Linked DNA regions of Homo sapiens: region 2 is linked to region 1. The links are chromatin loops, found by intact Hi-C in ENCODE. Cell type or tissue: right lobe of liver. All regions are shown on one strand. Links, peaks and the distances in the headings refer to the core of each region. The heading gives the core; the rest is flanking DNA.

Region 1 (8,329 bases), core at 192-8,191:
GTCTCAAAACAAAAACAAAAACAAACCCAAAAAAATTTAGCCGGGCATTGTGGCAGGCGCCTATAATCCCAGTTACTCAGGAGGCTGAGGCAGGAGAATCACTTTAACCCAAGAGGCAGAAGTTGCAGTGAGCCAAGATTGCGCCATTGCACTTCAGCCTGGGCAACAAGAGTGAAACTCCATCTCAAAAAAAAAAAAAAAAAAAAAGGTACAGCCACTATGGAGAACAGTTTGACAGTTCCCTTAAAGTTATATAATTACCATATGATCCAGCAATTCCATCCCTAGGTACATACACAAGAGAACTGAAAGCATGTATTTCATACCAACACTTGGCACGTGAATGTTCATAGAAGCATTATTTGTAATCGCCAAAAAGTAGAAACAACCCAAATGTCCCTCAACTGATGAACGAGTCAACAAAATGTATATATCCATACAATAAAATATTAACCAACCATACAAATAAATGAAGGAGTACGATACATGCTACAACATAGATAAACATGAAAATGAACTTGAACTGTCCAGAATAGGAAAATCCATAGAGACAAAAAGAATCAGCAGTTTCTAGGGGCTGGAGTGGTGGGTGGAATGAAGAGTGACTACTAGTGGGTATTGGATTGATTCTTGGGGTGATGGATGAAAATGTCCTGAAATTAGAAAGTAGTGATGGTTGTGCAACTTTGTGAATATACTAAAAACCACTGAACAGTACACTGTAACATGGTGAATGTGTGGTATAAAAGCTATATCTCATATTTTTTTCCTTTCCAACTTATAGGTTCAAGGGGGTACATGTACAGGTTTGTTACATGGATAAATTGCATGTTGTGGGAGTTTGGCATATAGATAATTTTGTCATCCGGGTAATCAGCATAATATCCGATACGTAGTTTTTCAGTCCTTACCCTCCTCCCCCAATCCACCTTCAGACAGGCCCCCGTGTCTATTGTTCTCTTCCTTGTGTCCACACGTACTCAATGTCTAGCTGCCACCTAAAAGTGAGAACGTGCAGTATTTAGTTTCCTGTTCTTGCATTAATTCACTTAAGATTATGGCCTCCAGTTCCATCCATGTTGCTGGAAAGGCCATGATCTCATTTTTTATAGCTGCATAGTATTCCATGATGTATATGTACCACATTTTCTTTATCCAGTCCACTGTTGATGGGCATCTAGATTGATTCCATATCTTTGCTATTGTGAATAGGGCTGCAATGAACATACATGTGCCTGTGTCTTTATGGCAGAATAATTTATATTCCTCTGGGTATGTAACCAGTAATGGGATTGCTGGGTCAAATGGTAGTTCTATTTAAGTTTTTTGAGACATCTCTAGACTGCTTTCCACAGTGGCTGAACTAGTTTACATTCTCACCAGCAGTGTATACACATACCCTTTTCTCCACAATCTCACCAGCATCTGTTGTTTTTGATTTTCAATAATAGCGATTCTGACTGGTATGGGATGGTATCTTATTGTGGTTTTGTTTTGCATTTCTCTAATGATTAGTGATGTTGAACATTTTTCACTGCTTTTTGGCCACATGTATATATTCTTTTAAGAAGTGTCTGTTCATGTCTTTTGCTCATTTTTTAACTTTAATTTTTATTTAATAATTTTAACTTAATATTACTTTAATAATTAAAATTTTTTTAATTATTAATTTTAAAAAATTGAGATGAGGTCTCACCACCTTAGTTTGTTGCCCAGGCTGGCCTCAAACTCCTCAGCTCAAGTGATACCTCCTACCTTGGCTTCTCAAAGTGCTGGGATTACAGGCATAAGCCACCATGACCAGCCTTTTGCTCATTTTTAAATGGGGTTGTTTTTTGCTTGTTGATCAGTTTGAGTTTCTTATAGATTCTGGATATTAGACCTTTGTCAGATGCATAGTTTGCAAATACCAAGTTTTTTTTAAAGGTATTTGTGTGGATCTGGAGAGAATCTTGCAGAACACTGAGCCCAGTGTTCTCCTGCTCCTGCTTCAACATGCCTCCATGTTAAAGATGGGGAAACTATAGCCCAGAGAGGGGAAGGTTCACACAGCATGTCTGAGACAGACCAGGGACTGGAACCACAGCTATTGCCACCCCGCTCTTCCCTGCCTAGACTGTTAAGTCTTGGAGGACAGGAACTTTTATTAATTTTGTACCCCCTGTAACAACAGCTCAGGACTCAGCACATTGTGGTGGAGATAGGATTGCTCTAATTGCAAGAGAGTAGATAGAGACCCTATTCTGATGATCCTACGGAAACATGGATTCACTGGCACCATAATTGGGAAGGACAGGGTGTGCTCAGGGACTCAAATGGCACCCCACCTCCACCCCACTACCTGTTTCTTCTCTTTCTTCTTCATTCTCCTTGTCTTCCTCACATGGCAGAGAATACAGGGTAGGAAGCCCTGGGAATCACGCCTTTGGAATTTGCATTCCAAGGTGGGCTGACTCCTTTCTCCCAGAACCCATTTATGCATCCCAGGGAAATGGCTCTATTTGGTTCAGTTGGGTCATATACTCTTCCTGGGCCAATTATGTGGCTAGGAAGATGGAATTCTCCACAAGGCCAGGCCTTCTATCAGGGGACTGGGCTCTGTGTCTGAGAGCCCCATCAGAACCTCATAAAGTGGGGAGATGGCAGGGAGGGGTGTTGTTACCATTAGAAGGGAAAGAGAGGTTGGGCAGGCAAAAACTCAGCTGCCCCCTCCCATAAGCATTCAGGCCATTGTGGGAATGATCCGCTAGCCAGGGGAAAAGGCAGTCATGGTGTTTGGATGCAGAGTGGCCTAGGGTTCAAGACCCAGCTTTTTCACTTTCTGGCTGTGTGCAGGTGGGCAAGGGACCTCCCAGAGCCTCATTTTTCCTGACTGCAAAGTGAAAACAAAAATCCCAGCCCATAGAGTTGTAAATATTTGAGATAAGGGCAATAGAGTGATAGCCCAGAGCCTAGTGCATAGTAGGGGGTTGTGGTAAGGGTGGTCATTGTCATTGTTATTGATGCTTTGGGTGGGTCGATGTTTAGCTTCAAGTCAGAAGCTGAGGATTCTGAGAAAATGCTTCAGACAGTGGGAGCTTCTCAAGGCCCAGACCCCTGCACCAGGGTTATGGGGAAAGGCAGTGAGAGAGATGACTCCTCCCGGGTAAGGATTATAGAAGATGTCATATCTGTGGGGCATGAGAGGGGAGTTGACCTCTAGGAGTCCTGAACTCAGGGTCAGCCCAGCACTGCCCCAACCTGCTGGTTGACTCTGGCCTGGTGACCTGCCCTCTCTGAGCTCAATGATCCCTGAACCAGTGACAGCTCCGCATGACTGCTCAGGATTCCTGCTCATCTAAGGCTGCTAGGAAGTCAACAGTGTCACCTCCCACACTCCCTGTTTTTTAAAGGGATCGAGCAGCCCTTAACACAGAGTTGAACATCTGCCCTTCTCAAGGCCCTGTGCTGGGCTTGAGGACTCAGGTGACTCTGACCCAGCCTGCCCTCAAGGGCCTGCAGCCTGGCTAGGTGAATCAACATGGCGCCCTGAACAAGGATAGCTCAGGCACTGATTCCCTGTGTGACCTTGGGCAAGTCACCACCTCTCCCTGGAGCTCTCGTTTTCCCATCTGTAAGAGAAGGGGTTAAACGTGAGGATGAGAGCCTACAGCCCCAAAGAGGTGGATGGAGAGCCCACCCCCATACCTCAGCCTCGGCTCAGAGTCTAGTGACATCATCCACAACCCTCTCCTGTTTCCCTGGCAACTGGGGTGCTGGCCGAGGCTCCCCAGGGGCCCAGACCGTCTGGATTTCCTTGCACATAACTATACCTCGTCCACATTTTCACAATTAAATTGTCAGTTTGGGTTAAGTGTTGTCTGCTGATGGCTGTCAACCTCTCTCTGGCTCTCCTCACTCTTCACCCAGAGCAGGTAAGTGAGAACGTCCTGCCTGTCCCTCAGTGCCATGGAAAGGAACTAGGATGTTAGTGGGAGGCAGGAGAACTGGGTTCCAGGGTAGCTCTGCTATGCACTTGCTGTGTGGTCTTGGGTAAGTCACTTGCCCTCTCTGGGCCTAGGTCTCCCCATCTTAACAACAGAGCTAATCACCTCTGCCCAGCCTCCCTCTCAAGCCAGTGGCAAGTCTCAAAGGAGCCTGCCCATAACTGTGGCAGGGCTTAGAAAACTGGAAAGCTCAACTTGAGGTCTGGGATGGTTAATAAAATGAGCAAACGGACCTTGAGAGGGACTTCTCTGAATCCCCACCAAACAGACAGGTAAGTCAGTTCCCCTCTGGTCTACCCCGCATCCTTCTGGCTACAGATCTAGCCCAGGTCTTCTCCCTCTCACAGTCTGTTCCTGGATTGAAAAGGACAGAAAAAGTGCTCTTCCCAACAGGGCTTGGCACTGAAGATGCAGAGCAGAGGTGCTAGACCAGAGGACTAAGGGCCCTGCTTCCCACAACAGATGTGTCCATGCAGGTGGCTCAGCTGCTGCATTAGTGGCCAGGCTGTCCCTCCCCTCCACTAGCCCAAGTCATTCCTGCTGCTACCCCACTTTCCCCTCATAGGCTTCCAGGAGCTCCATCTCCCCTCACCTCCCCATCCAACCCCAGACCTGCCCCAGACTTGAATCCCAAACCTGACCTTACCCCTTCCCTCTTCAGACCTCCTCCATGTCTCTCTTGGCAAAGCCCAAGCTCCCTAGCCCAGCACTGAAGGCCCTCCGTGGCATGGGCCTGGCTTCCTCTCCCGTTATTCTCCCTCCTGTTGCTCTTCATGCCAGCAGCACCGAACCACCCACTTACCCTTCTCTGAAAGCAAACTTCTTCTTGTCTTTGCTTACACTGTTCCCCTGCTGGGAACGCCCTCCCCCTTCCCCGGCCACCTGACAATTCCTCTCCCACCTGCACATTATTTATATAGACATGAATGCTAAGTACAGATGAGCTCTCCATCTGGAACTGTTTACGTACCTGGCAGAAAAGGAACTAACCTTTATCAAGGACCGATTACGTGCTGAGCATTTTACATACATCATCTCTCCTTTAAGCCCCACAGCAACCCAGGCAATAAATTTCACTCCTCCTATTTTTCAGGTGAGAAAACTGAGGCTCAGAGACATGAAGTGTCTCTTCCAAGGCCAAACAGAAGTTGCTTTCGAGTTGCAACCCCAAACTGTGTGATCCAGAGCCCATGCTTGTTTTAGGGCCAGGTGGAAGCACTTCCCTTAGGGTTATATCTGTGTCCGGGGACACCATGTACATAAAAATACTTGTTATTAAGTGAGGTTGTGCTGCTTTGTAATGCTAGGGACCATCGTGATGTGCCTAAGGCTATCCTATATAAGAGGGGACCCCAGGAAGACAGCCAGGACCCCTGGGGGAATCAGAGGTCTCTGCTCTAGACGGAGGAGGATCTTCTCCAAGACAGAGCCATTCATAATGGAAGACACCATCCTGGAGGGAGTGAGCTCCAATCCCTGGCAACTTTGGAGCAATTACTGTTTGTCCAGCCCTGGTGCAGTACTGGGGACATAGCAGCACATGACAGAGCTATCACTGGCCACATGCTGCCCCAGATCAGTGGAGACATTACAGGGCCTCTGGTGGCCAGCACCTTGGGGTTATGAGAGGGGGTGGCCCAACGGTAAGATTCTAAGATTCTGAAATGACATTAGACAAATAATTGTGTATATATTTAGCTTTTTCACTCTTTAAGCCTGGCTGCTTCTTGTCTCTATTGCTACATAACAAACCATGTCAAGATTTAGTAGTTTAAAGCCATAATTGACTCTCGTGCTTCTGTGGGCTGACCCAGCAGCTCTGCTGACCTTGTTGGGCTCGCTCGCGTGGCTGCATTTGACTGATGGGCCAGCCGATACAGCAAGGCCTCTCTCTGCCCCAGCCTGGGCTTCTGACCTTGCAGCTGGGCTGGGCCCCAACAGGGTGAAGGCAGAAGCTGCAAGGCCCCGAGTCCTGGGCAGCAGAACACAGGCTACATCTACTAGTCAAGCAAGCCATGAGGTCAGCCCAGATGGAGGGGTGGGGACAGAGCCTTCGCTTTTGCATGGAGTCACATTCCAAAGAGTCTTTATGTTCTGGGATGGGAGGAATTGGTGCTACTAAAAAGCTGCCTCACTGGCCTGCTCAGAAAGGCTTCAGAACCAGTGACAAATAACTGCATGGCTTATGCCTGGATGTCAGGAGACCTGATATCTGTCTCCTGCACCACTAACCGAGTGATGTGCGACCCCTCTCTCGGCGTCAGTTTCTCTATGTGTACAGTCGGGGCACTGAGCATGGTAGGTCTCTGGCCCTGTGTGTGCGTGTGATGGGGTGAAACTCAGACAATGCCGCCTCTCTTCTCCCAGGTGCAGAGACGCTGATTTGTACACATATCAGAGAAGCAGAGGCCCAACCATAAAAGAAACTGCCATCCTGACACAAATGCCCCTGTGGCCCACTGCTTCCTATGCCTCCTCTTCTGGTGACAGGCACTGCACCCAGCCATGCCCAGAGCCAGTTTCCCGTGGCAATAACAGATGTCCATCAGAGGGAGAGTGCGTGACTCAAACAAGGCCAATCAGCCGCCTTCCCTGGGACTGATTCAGAGGCCCAAGGAGACAGAGGTCTCATTTGACTGGAATTTCTAACTGGGGCTGTTGGTGGCTGCATCCCAATGGGGAGAAATGAGGCCCGGGTGAGTTCAAAGAGAGGAGGAAGAAGGAGAAGTGAGTTTGAGACAGCACAGCATCTCCAGGGGACCAGCACCAGCCCTGAGCCCTCCTGAGTGCAGTAGGGCCACCAGCCACCCCAGTTTCTCCTGCAGGAACCAGTTTCTCTGGTGTTGAAGCTGGTTGGGGTTGGGTTTCTTCTCTCCTGGAGCTGAAAGAGGCCTGAGAAACACACACATTGTCTCCTGAGCAGCCACCACCATGATTAAACAACTGAGAGTTGAAAGCAGGCTTTCAGATGTGACGCCCTCAGTAGACATGACGGGTGGCATTTTGTTATGTGCACCCAGGAAAGACACCTCCCATCTCTCCGTGGTGCCCCCAGGCCTGCTCCCTGAGCCCTGTAAAATAACAATACCTCCCCTGAGGTAACTGAAGGGGAGGAGGAAGACATACCCTACCCTGGGCAGTGGGCAGAGGTTCCAGAAACCCACAGACCCGGGGTTTGCAGCCAGGCCCACTCACTGACAGAGAGATCTTGTATGAATTACCTGACAGACCTGGCCCAGTGTGCTTATCTGCAGAGCAATGCCTGTCTCAGGCATAGGCACAGAAACTGCCTAGCACACAGTAGGTGCTTGTTCAACCAATATGACTTCTTACAACATTATTTCTCAATAACATCGAGAAGGAGTGGTTTCGTGGCTTTCTGTTTTGCAGATGATGAAACTAAGGATCCCAGAGGCTGAGTGACTTCCCCGGAGTCCCTCGGTGGGTAAGTGGAGGAGGTGAGTCTGACAGCCAGGCCCAGGTGCTCTGATGACAGGCCTGCTGCTATTTTGTCCCCTTACCCCACCCTTGCCTGGAAGATCTGGCCTCACAGGGCATGCCAGAAACAGCTGGGCTGGGTTCCTCTGCTCAGACCCCCTGTTCATGTGTCTTCTCAGAAAGGCCTTTCTAAAAGCACCCTGGTGGTGGAAGCAGTACGCTTTAGTCTCATTGTAACCAATGAGAAATGGGAAATGGTGATGACGGCCTCTGCCCTGCCCTGCCCTCCCTCGAGATGTGTCCAGGACCAGGATGAGGGATCTCAAAAAATGGTTCTGGCCGGTGCAGTGCCTCATGCCTGTAATCCCAGCACTTTGAGAGGTCAAGGTGGGTGGATCACCTGAGGTCAGGAGTTTGAGACCAGCCTGGCCAACATGGTGAAACCCCTGTCTCTACTAAAAATACAAAAATTAGCCGGGTGTGGTGGTGGGCACCTGTAGTCCCAGCTACTTGGAAGGCTGAAGCATGAGAATCGCTTGAACCCAAAAGGTGGAGGTTGCAGTGAGCTGAGACTGCACCATTGCACTCCAGCCTGGGCAACAAGAGCGAAACTCTGTCTCAAAACAAAACAAAACAAAACAAAAATGGTTCTGGGAAGCCAGCATCTGCCAGGTGGCCTGGGGTCGGGAGAGGGAGAGTACCTGTGGTCTTCCTTCATTCACATTCATGGCTCGTCCTATGGCACAGGCTGGTTTGGTGGTGAGAAGAGCATGGCCCAGGGAGTGCTGGTTCCAGGCTAGAAAGAGTCATCTATGGAGCAGGTCCAAACCCAACCAGGAGCCTGGGACCCATGAGTCCAGCCCATGCCAGCTGCCCCCAGCCAACCCGCAGACATGGGAGGGAGA
Region 2 (8,329 bases), core at 314-8,313, 95 kb before region 1:
AGCTGGGTGCAGTGGCTCATGCCTGTAATCCCAGCACTTTGGGAGGCTGAGGTGGGCGGATCGCTTAAGCCCAGGAGTTGGAGACCAGCCTGGCCAACATGGCAAAACCCCATCTCTACTAAAAATGCAAAATTTACCTGGGAGCAGTGGCATGCACCTGTAGTCCCAGCTACTGAGGTGGGAGGATTGCTTGAGCCTGGCGGGTCGAGGCTGCAGTGAGCCAAGATTGCACCACTACACTCCACCTTGGGTGACAGAGTAACTCTGCCTCAGAAAAAAACAAAACAAAACAAAAAACCATGGTAACAAACTGCAAATATTTGTTGCAGAAAAACCCAGGAGCATGGAAGGGCAAACGCAGAGGCCAGCAGAGTGGACTCAGGATTCTAGGTCACTGTACCAATGATGGGAGTGTCCTCAACTTGCTGCATGACCTTGATCTTATCCCTGTTCCTCTCTAGGCATCAATAAGGGAAATTTTAGCCTGAAGTCCCCCAAGGGGCCTCTGTATTTGGGTGCCCAGTTTTGATGCTACATAGAAGTCAAAGGTAGAAGGGCCCTTGGTGTCTCAGGCTCAGAAAGGGTTGGGCCTGCCCACATCCCACAACGAACACAGGCCCAGAACCAAGAACTCCTGAAAAGTCTGACTTGGTTACGGCACAAAGCACACTCCCTCCTGTTCTTCCAAGGCAAGTGTTCAGATCCTTTAGGGAGCCCTTTGGTGGTCATTTGGTGCAGCCTCTTTGGCTGGGCAGCTGCAGCTTCTTCTTCTTTTTTTTTTTTTTTTGAAACAGAGTCTCGCTCTGTCGCCCAGACTGGAGTGCAGTGGTGCGATCTCGGCTCACTGCAATCTCCGCCTCCCAGGTTCAAGCAGTTCTCCGCCTCAGCCTCCCAAGCAACTGTGATTACAGGCACCTGCCACCACGCCTGGCTAATTTTTGTATTTTTAGTAGAGATGGGGTTTCGCCATGTTGGCCAGGCTGGTCTTCAACTCCTAACCTCGTGATCCACCCGCCTCAGCCTCCCAAAGTGCTGGGATTACAGGCTTGAGCCACTGCGCCTGGCCCATCTTTTTTTTCTTTTGAGACAGAGTCTTGCTCTATCACCAGACTGGAGTGCAGTGGCGCTATCTTGGCTCACTGCAACTTTTGCCTCCTGGGTTCAAGTGATTCTCCTGCCTCAGCCTTCTGGGTGGCTGGGATTACAGGCACCCACCATCATACTCAACTAATTTTTGTATTTTTAGTAGAGACTGGGTTTCACCACGTTCACCAGGCTGGTCTTAAACTCCTGACCTCAAGTGATCCACCCGCCTCGGCCTCCCAAAGTGCTGGGATTATAGGCGTGAGCCACCATGCCCAGCCTGCAGCTTCATCTTTATTCCCAGGAGGGAGCACTCAGGTTGCCTTCCGGGTGAGCATGCTAAAGAACTTCCTTTAGTCTACCCTGTGGCCTAGCTGCAGCCATCCTTCTTGGGGGTGTGTTTGGGGCAGGACAGTGTGGGGAGTTGCTGGAGAGTGTCTGCTTGGTGGTGATGCCCAGTGCAATCTGATGCCCACCTTCCTATTACCACCCCTGCCAGCATCACACCACTTGGTGAGGTCAGCCTCTTGCTGGGAGGCTACCTCTTACGGGTCCCTTGGGGTTGTGGTCGGGGCTTCTCCTTGACTCAGCCAAGGGGTCCAGCCACTTCTGGAGGGTAAACCTTTCCCCTGGGTCTTCAGTCTCAGGGCAGGGTGACTCTTCCAAGCACCACCCAGTTCTGAACAGCAGGGCCTCTGGCACTGGTCCTTAGCTGTGGGCTTCAGTGAGAGTCCCTGCTGGTTTCCTGGTGGGAAAAGTCAGATTGGCCCCTGGGATGGTACCGCCAACTCACGCCAGGGAACACGAAGGGTAAAGCATCATCCCAGCTTGAGTGGGGAAGTCAGGCAAGTATTAGCATGCCCCAGAGCCTCTCCTGCTGCCTCTGGTCCTGCCTCATCCCTGAAACTCCCACTCCCTGCCCAGGGAGGTGTGGGGAGGGTGCTGCTCATGAGAGGAGATACACTTTTACTGAGCCCCTGCGTGGTGTAAAGCCCTCCTCCACCAGAGTCCTCATAGCCGCTCCGTGAGGTGTTACCATCCCCATCAACCAGCTGAGATCCTGAATTGCCAAGCCACTAAAAGTGGAATCAGCACTTGAATGTCTTTCAGAATCCAGTTTCTCACCTTTTCCTAAGCTGTCCTTATTCATGCATAGGGAAGCAATATTCATTCATTTTTTTTTTTCTTAAAGTGACTCTAACTGGTAAGAATAACTAACACATAGTAGTGACTCAGTCAATACTTGTTGTGAGCAAATGAACTAGTTCTTAGGACTGGGAGCTGCTGAGATGACCTGCCCTTCTTGGCATTCAGCACTGGCCCTGTTGGAAACCACACTGTGTGGAGAGAGCTGCTGATGTGAGGGGAGGCTCCGCTCGGGTACCTGTGGGCAGAGCATGCTTGTTCCCACCACCTTTGAGATGTAGGCGAAGCAAATCTGAGAAGCGGGAAGACAACTGGGGATTAGGGTGGGGCCTGAATTAGTTAGCGGAGGGTGTCCCCTCTGCGAGTTCCTGTCATCTCTCTGTACTCCCTGCCCTGCTGGGATGTAGCCCTGGAGCCCCTCTTCTCCTACGACTCAGCCTCCTTCAGGAAGCTTCCTTGCACTGGAGCCTGGATTGGGCCCTGCTCTGGGCTCCCCAGCCCTTGTGAATTGTTGTGACACAAGTTCCATGTTGTCATCAACTAGTTATGTGGTTGTTCCCCCACCAGACCAGGAGTTCCTGAAGGCAGGGGGTTGTTTGATTCCTCTCCGAGTCTGCAGCTCCCATGACAGGGCCAGAAGGAAAGGTTGTTGAATGAATGAATGAATGAATGAATGAATGAATGAATAAATAAAACAAGCAGTGCAAATATCCCTAGCCTGCAAGCCTTGGGCTTCAGTTCTGCCACCAGCTGGCAAAGCCCCATTCCACTCTGGTTTCACATGCCCGGTCTGTGCTCTGTGGCCATGGGACCCTTCAGCTGCCCCTGAGAAACAGGTAACGAGGGAGGGGCTAAGCGCCACTGGCAGATGCTCAGCTTGAAGCTGCCTCCCTGTGCTTGTCCCCTCAGCCTGAGCCCCGCCTACCGAGGGTGGAGGAAGGGCCCGTCAAATTGCATTCCCTTCACACTGCGTCCGTCGCATTGCCTCATCTCAGAAACGCTCCATCTTAGCTCTCATCTCTCTGCCCCAAGCAAGCTAGCTTGGCCAGCAGACCTGCTGACATCAGCCAGGACTTGCTGGGGGCCAGAGTTGGGGGCCGAGCCCTGCAATCCACCCACAGGATCAAAAAGCCTCTACAATGCTCTGCAGGTTTCCAAGCCTGTGCCACACCCAGCCCAGCCACCCCACACCCCAGAGGGCTGGACTCCCCATCATTACTCTGTTACTGAGGAAAGTGAGACCCATGGAGGGAGGGGCTGGAACAGCCCCGAGTGCCCAGTGACTGGTGCCCCAGCTGGGAATCTGGACTCAAGTCTTAAACTCCAAACTGGTTTATTTTAATCCCTAGTGCTATCTCGAGGTATGAATTTGGGCAAGTGGGTGATTTCCTCTGGGCCTCAGTTTCTTTATCTGTTTCAGGGGGATAGCTGTTGCCTGGTACTCCTGAAGGTGCCTGGAGAGGTGGAGGTGCTGCTGGGCACTATGGAAAAGGCACCAGCTGGGAGCCGGGCCCTGGCTCCGCTTCTCTCTGGCCTCAGCTCTCTGTCTGTAGAGTGAGGGGCCTGGCTGTCCCTTGTTCCTCCCCACTTCCTCTTCACTCTTGCTCCATCACCCTCACAGTGAAAGTGGTAGCAAGAGGAGCATTCTGTGCACTGGTTATTTTTCAGGCCTGGGTTGCGCTGTGGGCATCAAGAGAGGGCCCAGTCTCTACCCTTAGGGAACCCATGGATGTACAGGGGAGGACACATCTATTTGTTAGTTCATCCATCCACCATCAGTCATCTATCCATCCATCCGTCTATCCATCCCCACATCCCTCCAACCCCCCATCCATCCCCCCATTCTTCCATCCATCCCCCACCATCCATTCATTCGTCCATCCACACACCTATCCAGCCAGCAAACATTTACCCAGCATGGTCTCTGTCCCAGGCCTAGGCTATGTGGGACTGCTGAGCAGACTCCCACGGGGTCCTCCCTTCAAAGACTCACAATCCACCTCCAAGCTGCCCTCACATCTCAGTCCTCAACCTGGGCACTTCTTCCCAGGTCCAGACCTTATATCTCACAGACGCCCTGACTTTGCCCTTTGGGTGTCCCATAGGTTTCTCCAACTAGAACACTTGATCTGTCCCCCACCCTACCCGCTACTTGCTTCTCTCTCAGGTTTCCCCAGGTCAGTAAATGACCCCATGATCCATCCAGGGCTTAAAATCTACACATCTTCCTAGATTCCTCTCTCCTCTCACTCACCCTTGACACCCAAACAAGCAAGCAGTAAAAATCTGAGGATACTGCCTCCAAATAAGCTGCTGTTGCCAATTCTCCCGTCTCCACCATCGTCACAGTCATGGAAGCACAGTCACACTGGACCGTGACAGTCTCCTCTCACCCCTCCTCCACAGTGGCAACAAGATCTTTCCAAACGCAGACCAAACCCTGTCTCTCTCTGCTTAAAACTCTCAGGCTCCCATTGCCTCGAGGCTCAGGCCATGTTCCATGGGGCAGTGTCCAGCTGTGCCCACCTCTCCGGCCTCATCTCGTGACCCCCCTGGGCTTTACACCCAGCCTTCTTTCAGCTCCTCAAACTCCTGCTTCAGAGCCTTTGCCTGTGCCTGGAAGAATATGTCCTTTTGCCCCTCCGTCCGCTCCTCACGGCGGCCACCGCTGGCCAGTGTCTTCCCTCCCATCAGCTCTCAGTTTGAACAGCACTATCCTGGGGTTATTCTCACCTGAACCTGAGTCTAGTGGGTTCTCCTGTGTCCCTTCTGACTGCCTTCCTTCCTCCCTTAAGACCATCCTTGGCCGGGCGCAGTTGCTCACGCCTGTAATCCCAGCACTTTGGGAGGCCGAGGCAGGTGGATCATGAGGTCAGGAGTTCAAGACCAGCCTGGCAAACATGGCGAAACCCCATCTCTACTAAAAATACAAAAATTAGCCGGGTGTGGTGGTGGGCACCTGTGATCTCAGCTACTCGGTGGTGGTGGGCGCCTGCGATCTCAGCTATTTGGGAGGCTGAGGCAGGAGAATCACTTTAACCTGGGAGGCAGAGGTTGCAGTGAGCTGAGATCGCACCACTGCACTCCAGCCTGGGCGACAGAGCAAGACCCCGACTCGAAAAGAAAAAAAAAATCATCCTAAGATCTCCATTTCCTGCCTGTTTTCTTTCTGTCCACATTTGTTAAGTGCCTACCATCTACCTGGCATGAAAATACAGTGATGAACAAAAATAAGCAGGGTCCTGGCCCTCAGGGAGCCTGGATCCCAATGAGGGAGGCTCATGTTGGCAGAGAAATGCCCAGGAAATAGAGACAAACTGGGACAAGTATTTGCCACTTCTCACATGGCATTGATCACAGATTGGCTTCCCTGAGAGGCAGCTCCTGGCTGGCTGATGAGGGGTGTCCCTGGAATCATCCCTACTAAAGGGAGGGGAGGAAGCAGGAGGCTGTGATAGTCGTATGAAGGCCTCAGCTGGCCCCTGCGGGAGCTCTGGACCTGAGACAAGACTCAGAGTTGCCCCAGTTTGAGGTGAGGGGCTGGGTCTCCCCTCCCTGCAAGCTGGTCAGTCATTGGTGGAAGCTGCCCCTAGAAGAGGGAGTGATCTTGGCCAAGGCAGCTTTCTTCAGCAGAGCTGATTTTGCCGAAGTGCTGACAGCTGGGGGCTGTCTTCCTGCACTCCCAGCACTTCATTTCTGAAGAGGGACCTGGAAGGCCTAGCATCGCACATGGGAGGCATGTGTCATCACCCATGCGTGGCATGTGGGGAAACTGAGGCTCACAGGAGTCACAGGCTTTCCTGTCATCATACGGCTCACCCATCAGCCTTATAATTATCTCTCTGCTTCCAAACTTCTCCTCCTTTGGCACCTGCTTTCCCCGTGGGGAGCCGTGGAGGCAGCTGAGCACTGGAGAGGCTGAGGGGTACTCCAGAGAATTCAATAATCCAGCACCGTGGGGGTGCATTGGAGGAGCAGCGAGGGCTGGTTCCTCTGCCAGGTCTGGTACTTGGCCTCACCTGGTACATGGAGGGGCACTGCAAATGCTGCCTCTGGGGGCCATACCATTGTGTATAGAGTGTGGGGGCTCTCAGGCCCCCCCGAATCAGAGCTGTCCTCATGATTCGGCCCCTGGTAGCATCCCTGGCCCCCGTGCCCTTCAGAGGCACAGCCTGGGTACTGGCCAAGAGCCGGCAGGTGATGTAAGTGGTATGATTGAGGGGGAAGACAAGTGAGCAGAGCTGGGCCTGCCATTCCCAGGACTGTGGGTTAGACAGGCTAAACAACAAAACAAAACAAAACCCCCAGCTCCCCAGCCCTCTGTTACTGTTTGCCAAGCACTTCCTCAGGTGCTTTACTTACACTGCAGGTCGTTCTCACAACTCTGTGAGGAGAGACAATTTTTTTTTTTGTTTTTTGAGATAGAGTCTCACTCTATTGCCCAGGCTAGAGTGTGCAGTGGCGTGATCTTGGCTCACTGCAACCTCCACCTCCCAGGTTCAAGCAATTCTCGTGCCTCAACCTCCCGAATAGCTGGGATCACAGGCATCCGCCACCACGCCCGGCTAATTTTTGTACTTTTAATAGAGATGGGGCTTTGACATGTTGGCCAGGCTGGTCTCGGACTCCTGACCTCAGGTGATCCACCCGTGTTGGCCTCCCAAGGTGCCGGGATTACAGGTGTAAGCCACCGCGCCTGGCAGGAGGGATAGTTTCTTAGCCCATTTTAAAGATGAGGACATGGAGGCTTGAAAAGCTCTAGTGACTTGCACGGTGATATCCAGCTGATAAGTGTTGATGGGAGGATCCCAGGAGGGAGAGAATTCAAGGTGGAGAATGGGAGTGAGGTCGGGGGAGAGTCCCTGACTTGAGATGTGAGCTGCCACCACTTTTCCAGGGCGCTGGCAGCCCTCAGGGAGGGTGTAGAGGATGCCTCTCAGCCCTGTTTCAGCCAGGCCATCTCTGGTCTGCACTTGGGGGTGTTTTGGAGATGGAGCGGGTTACAGCTGCTTCTGCCACAGCGCCCTGGGTGAATCTTGCCTGACCTGCTCCGCCTGGATTTTGCTGAGCCCTGGGTGTTGAGGGAGGAGAGGGGAAGGAGGAGCAGAGCCACCCTCCACCTCCCAGCCACTGGGTTACAAATAATTGCACCATTGGCTACAGAACAAGGAAGGTTTCACCTCGGGTAGTGAAGCTGGGATGCTCACTTCACAGTGCACTGGGCAACTTGCGTTCTACCCTGTCTGGCAACATGTGGGGAGTCTCCTTATAGGTGACAGGCGACATGCAGAAGGCAATGGTTTCTGACCAAGAAGCCTTTTCTTCCAGAGGTTGGGGTGTGTCAGGAGCCACTTGAGTATTCTCCTGGTTTAGTGTTTCTGGGGCTGAATTCAGATGCTATTTTGTCTTGTGGGCACCTAGTGGGTGCCAAGCCCCGCATAGGGGTGTTGTAAGTCCCTGAGCCCATCCAATTTGCACAGCGGCCCAGTGGGAAAGAGATTATCACTCCCATGGCTCTGATGGGGAGATTGAAGCCAGAGAGGTGAAAGGACTCACTCAGATTTACCAACTCCCAGCCCAGGATTCCTTTGCTGTTTCCCAGCTATTTCCACAAATGATAGGACGCGTATCCTATGATCTCTGAACTGGGGAGTAAATAACAGTGGGGAGAAGCCTTTGGTTTCACTTTTGTGCTTATTAGGGAGAAATTTTGGTTGGACCAACCAACCCTCACTTTCCCCATCCATTAAATGGGGATTAATTTTATATTTATATTTATTTTTTATTTGTTCATTTTTAAAAGAAAGGGTCTCGCTCTGTCACCCAGGCTGGAATGCAGTGACATGATCATGGCTCACTGCAGCCTCAAACTCCTGGGCTCAAGTGATCCTCTTGCCTCAGCCTCCTGAGTAGCTGGGACTACAGGCATGCAGCATTTTGCCTAATTTTTTTTTTTTTTTTAGACGGAGTCTTGCCCAGACTGGAGTGCAGTGGCACGATCTTGGCTCACTGCAAGCTCCGCCTCCTGAGTTCAAGCGATTCTCCTGCCTCAGCTTCCTGAGTAGCTGGGACTATAGGCACATGCCACCATGCCCGGCTA

What was found. Hi-C counts contacts between places; a loop is a spot of excess contacts. Peaks named below come from ENCODE experiments on the same cell type or tissue, not always from the same donor. Only the 100,000 strongest peaks of a DNase experiment are listed, where the experiment ranks them.
Region 2: a loop joins it to region 1, with 3 times the contacts of the local background. A loop is called at or near these places in 104 of 110 quality-filtered maps.

The regions. Positions count from the first base shown.
Region 1 is chr11:76,214,340-76,222,668 of GRCh38, reverse strand. LINC02761 (long intergenic non-protein coding RNA 2761) reads left to right here and starts at 6,579. Exons shown (of 3, transcript XR_007062785.1): 1 at 6,579-6,682; 2 at 7,377-7,444. In right lobe of liver, for the core only: no CTCF peak of the experiment used is centred there; no DNase peak of the experiment used is centred there.
Region 2 is chr11:76,308,965-76,317,293 of GRCh38, reverse strand. The region is part of intron 4 of LOC105369395 (a long non-coding RNA gene); the gene reads right to left. Among named protein-coding and RNA genes, the nearest start is that of THAP12, 68 kb to the left of the region's middle. RefSeq lists a silencer at 2,369-2,547 and an enhancer at 2,699-3,248. In right lobe of liver, for the core only: no CTCF peak of the experiment used is centred there; no DNase peak of the experiment used is centred there.